Regions from separate parts of the Homo sapiens genome. Here region 2 is linked to region 1. Evidence: chromatin loops called from intact Hi-C (ENCODE). Cell type or tissue: HCT116. All regions are shown on one strand.

Region 1 (2,500 bases):
GGGAGCAGGGCAGGGGCGTGGCTGGCACCCCCCACCTCTGCCCCGCCAGGAGCCCTGTGGGCCCCGCCCCAGCAGGCACCCCGTACAGGCTTCTGGAAACAGCCATCACCCTGAGTTGCCCTTGGGGAACCTGAGGCCCAGAGAAAGGAGTTGCCCCCTGGGGACCCCTCAGCAAACTGCTGCTCATGCTTCGCCGCCCCCCAGCACCACTGCCCCATCGCTGACGGGCGGGAAAGATTTTAATTCACCAAGTCTTCACATCTAACAAGTCCTCAAAAGCTGAGGAACAGCCCCAAGTCACCCACACATAAACTTGTATGCCACAAAAGTGAGTTTTACCTAAATTCAAAATAAAGTTGTGACAGTCCCATTTAAGATTAGAATTCATTCTGGGAAACCCATTCAGAACACGTTGGCTATGCGACCCCCACCCCACCCCACAGAGACGGACAGCAGCCGGGCGGGGTGGAGAGTGCCTCCCCGTGGCATAGAACCAGCAAGCCACAAGGCAAAGCCTCCTTCCGCAGAAAACCCCAGGAAGATGCCGGGCATTTTAAAGGCCTGGCTAAGCTAGCAGACAGGACATCATTCGAAACCAGACACGACCAGAAAGACGAGTCCGGAAAGGCCTGCCAGCCTGGAGCTGGGTCTGCCCTGGGGGCAACTGCCCCTCTCTGGCAGCCCCTGATGAGTGGGGGAGGTCTGGGGCCTTCAGAGTGGGGTCCGACTGGAGACCCCTGGAAGGTGACACCCCCAAGGATGAATTAGAAACAGCCACCCGCCAGAGGAAACAGTTGAGGTACTTCCCAGTCCCTGCCTTCCCTTTGGGTGAAGCAGGAAAAAAAAAAAAATCTCCTGGGAATTCCTAATCACAAGCCACCCTGACAGGGCTGCAGGCCTCACCCGACACCGAATTCACTCTTGTGTGGTTCCAGAACTCCAAGCCAAAAACTCAGCTTCAGGGGGTCCTGTGAGGCAGTGTCCACAAGCGCCAGCACAAACCCTCCTTGGAGGAGAAAACTTTGAACCCAGGTGTCCAAGAATTACCATAGATAAAATTCCACAGAGCATGCACTGGCAATCAAAAATCACACAACACAAAGCAAAGCAGCCTCACCACAAGGAGGCAGCACGCAGCCACGGGCACAGCCAGACCTGTGCAGGCCGCAGGCATGGGGCCCTTCAGGTAAAGAAGACAAAACCCCAGCCAGTCACGGTGGCTCACGCCTGTAATCCCAGTGCTTTGGGAGGCTGAGGCGGACGGATCACGAGGTCAGGAGTTCAAGACCAGCCTGGCCAAGATGGTGAAACCCCGTCTCTACTAAAAAAAAAAAATACAAAAATTAGCCAAGTGCGGTGGCACACGCCTGTAATCCCAGCTACTCGAGAGGCTGAGGCAGAGAACTGCTTCAATCCGGGAGGTGGAGGTTGCAGTGAGCCGAGATCACACCACTGCACTCCGGCCTGGGTGACAAAGTGAGGCTCCATCTCAAAAAAAAAAAAAAAAAAGAAGAAGACAAAACGCCACACTGGAAAGCAGACGGGGCCTCACACATAAGAAGACAAGGAAATGTGGAGAAGCGACAGCTGCTGCTTAGACAGAAAGGATGACGTTGGAATGCTGTCACTGGCTCCTAAAACTCTGGAATTTCAGTAATAAACAGGTATTTACCTACTCAATACTTTAAACACCTTCAAGTACTCCCCACAACGTATTAATTGCAAAAGGAAAAATAGTAACATTGCAGTGAAGGGTCCAGGAGGAAGGGGGTCGCCTTGGCAAGTGACGGGTCCACGTCGGCACCCTGAGAAAATGAGCATCATGGGGAGTCGGCGTCTCTGAGGAGGACACAATACCATCTATGCTTTTCCTGCCAAAAATGCGTAACTGGCTGGGCGTGTTGGTGCACACCTGTCGTCCCAACACTTTTAGGAGGCTGACGTGAGTGGATTGCTTGAGTCCAGGAGTTTGAGACCAGCCTGGGCAATAGAGCAAAACCCCATCTGTACAAAATTAGCCAGGACTACATAGTGGTCCTTGCCTGTAATCCCAGCACTTTGAGAGGCTGAGGTGGGAAGATCACCTGAGCCCTGGAGTTTGGGGCTGCAGTGAGCTGTGATTGTGCCACTGCACTCCAGCCTGGGTGACAGAGCAAGACCCTGTCTCAAAAGAAGTAACAAATTAAATTAAAATAAAAATGCACAACTACATCTGGCCACAAGCAACATCAGACTAGTCCCCACTGAGGCGCTTTTAAAAGTCTGTCCTTTGAAACTATGTCAAGGTCAATGAAGGACAAGGAAGACAGGAACAGTTGGAAGAAAGGAGAAAAGGTTGGCTCAGTGCTCTGTGTTACGTGAACTGGATCACGGATTGGAGGAGAAATCGCTATGATGGGAATCACTGGGACACTGAAGCAATTTGATTATGGCCTGAGGATTATTAGATACTAGGATTGTATCAGTGTTGAATTTCCTGATTTTGATAATTACACTGTGG
Region 2 (2,500 bases), 65 kb after region 1:
CCTGGCCAATGATCCCCATTTCTGAGTACACCTGGAGGTGATGGGAATTCTGCACAGGGCTGGGAAGGCTCCACCTCAAATCTCACCCCGAGCTGGGCTCACAGGTACACAGCCTGGTCTCAGTTCAAAGGGCCGGTGACCAAACCCTAGTGAGACAGAGCTGGGCACTGACCAGACAGACATGGGGACTGGGCAGGGGGTGGTGTGTGGCAGAGGCATCCAGACATCGTGCACTGGAGGGACAAGGCAGGGACCACCAGAAAAGCATTCTCGCCAAAGAAACACAATGGGATCGAGCCTCAGGGCCTGGCCAGTTTACAAAAACTCAGGGAACATAAGAAGCAACCAGTCAGATCTGCAATGTGAAGCCCTTCAGGAACAAACCTTCCAGGAGGAGAAAAGAGACCACGAGAGACGGCTGGACTAACAGGAGCTCAAAGACCAACAACTGAAGGCCTGTGCAGGCCTGGCCTGAATCCTGATTCACAAACACCAGCCACAACGTGAGGACTACACTCAGGAACCGTCATAAGTTTGTTGGGTGTGACAACCTCAGAGCAATTTTGTCAAAACACAGACGCCCTCATCAGCTTGAGGTGCACTGATGAGTCGGTGCTGAGGGAGCGCTGGGCAGGGAGGGGCAGGGAGGGGACAGGGAGGGGCAGGGAGGCCAGGGCCTGCTCTAGGGCTTGCTACTCACCTCCACTTTACATGTGTTTTGAAAACCTTTTCACAAAACACGGACAGTGTCCGGGGAGCCTCTGGGGAGCTCAAGGCCAGCTGGGTAAAAGCTCGTGGCTGGGGGCACCTGGCACCAAGGGTAGCCCTGGGGCGGGCAGTGCTGGGCCCACGTGTATCCATCCCAAATGTGACACCCAGGACACCTCTGGAGACTCCACATTTCCACACTGAATCAGGTGGGGGACAGAAGACAGGCACCGCAGGGCGTAACCCTCCTTAGACCACAAGACACAGGGCAACACTGTCTGGGCTTCTGACACGCACAGAGGGGCGCAGGCTCAGCCCAGTCGGACAGGACTGCGGTCTACAGGGCCCCCAGAGCCAGGACAGGACCAGGGTCAGCCAGGATCCACCGGCCTCCCCTCTCCTTGTGCTTGGTGCCCCTCATGACTGGGTTCCAGCCCACTCAGGCCAAGTCCACGGGGAGCTCCCAGGCCCGGCCACACGCCACCACGGTCCTCCAGGCTCCTGTCCTGTCCACCCAGGACCTTTAAGAAGAAGCCCCTTAAATTAAGAGTGCATGGAGGAGAAGCCCCCACTAACCAGAGCCACCTCCTGCCACAGTAACAAGATGAGAGCTTCTGCAGCTCTGGGTCTGTCGTTACACAGCTGAGCCCACTCAGATCATCAGGGCAAAAAGCAAACAGGACAGCTGCAGACAGACATCGAGAACGGTGGGCACCCACACAGAGACCAACAGCACCCACAGGGACACGGCCAGAGGCCTCAACTGACTCAGCCTCTAGTCGCACGCTGCCGGGACCTGGTCCAGGAGGAGTTATTTCTGAACCCCAAAGGAAAAATAATAAAGGGGAGACATGATTGCAAAGGAAGCATGCAGCCGCAGTCCCGCAGCCCTTACCTGCATTTTCATGCCGTCAAGGCCCATCCTGTGAGGAGAAAAAAGCCCAAGTCAGGTGCAAGGAGAAAGCTGGAAGCCCAGCTGCTACCCAGACCCTGCACTCAGGAGGGTCCCAGAGAGGCCGTCTGTCCCCTCCCGAGGCCTGGCACTGGCCTGGATGCCACCCCAGCTGGGCTGCTGGGCTCCTGGGGGTGAGGGCCACACTCTATGGAAAACAGGACACACTCACCCAGAAGGGCCACACCCAAGGCAAGGGGCAGCGGGAGGCTCCCCGACCCCAGGCTGTGCCAGCCCTGCCGCCCTCGTGCAGTGCTGAGGCACCAGAGGAAGAGGCCTGTACAGCGGAAGCTTCCCACCATGGGACGGCTCTCTGCCCTCCATGACAGGGGCCCCACCTCCAGGGCACAGTCCATGGCTGACAAGCTCCCCTTGTCCACAGGCCTCCTGATGCCAACCTGAACCTGCCCTGCTACCTACCACCCCCTTCCTCACTCTACCTTCTGGGAACACCCCACACTTCCACTGGGTGGCAAATCTTCCAATTCAAAGACAACCCTCAGTGGCTTCCACAAGCCCTGACACTGCTGGTTCCTGGAGGTATTCCCTGGCAGTATTCCCAGATGGCACCGTGGGGGCCCCCTCACTGGGATGCAGCTGGGGCTCAGATCCAGTCTTCGTGAGAGGCCCCGCCAGCATATCCCAGCCACACTCACCAGAGATAGTCCGGGATTCTGGAGACATGCTCCTGGAAGGCAGTGGAGGCGGGCCCGTCCACATACCAGCGCACAAGCATGTTGATGGTTTTCGAGATCTGCAGGAGAGACAGCCCTGTCAAGGCTCCGCTCCAGACCCACAGCAGCCTCCAGGGACAAGGTCTCGTCCAGATCCACAGCAGCC

The links. Peaks named below come from ENCODE experiments on the same cell type or tissue, not always from the same donor. Only the 100,000 strongest peaks of a DNase experiment are listed, where the experiment ranks them.
Region 2: a loop joins it to region 1, with 4 times the contacts of the local background. A loop is called at or near these places in 53 of 110 quality-filtered maps.

The regions. Positions count from the first base shown.
Region 1 is chr21:46,146,452-46,148,951 of GRCh38, forward strand. The region is part of intron 7 of FTCD (formimidoyltransferase cyclodeaminase); the gene reads right to left. Among named protein-coding and RNA genes, the nearest start is that of FTCD-AS1, 3.9 kb to the right of the region's middle. In HCT116, a CTCF peak has its summit at 1,115 (motif pointing right); a DNase peak (open chromatin) is centred at 1,150; H3K27ac peaks cover 684 bases.
Region 2 is chr21:46,211,422-46,213,921 of GRCh38, forward strand. It overlaps LSS (lanosterol synthase), which reads right to left. Exons shown (of 22, transcript NM_002340.6): 10 at 2,317-2,414; 11 at 1,604-1,631. Among named protein-coding and RNA genes, the nearest start is that of LSS, 16 kb to the right of the region's middle. In HCT116, no CTCF peak of the experiment used is centred here; no DNase peak of the experiment used is centred here.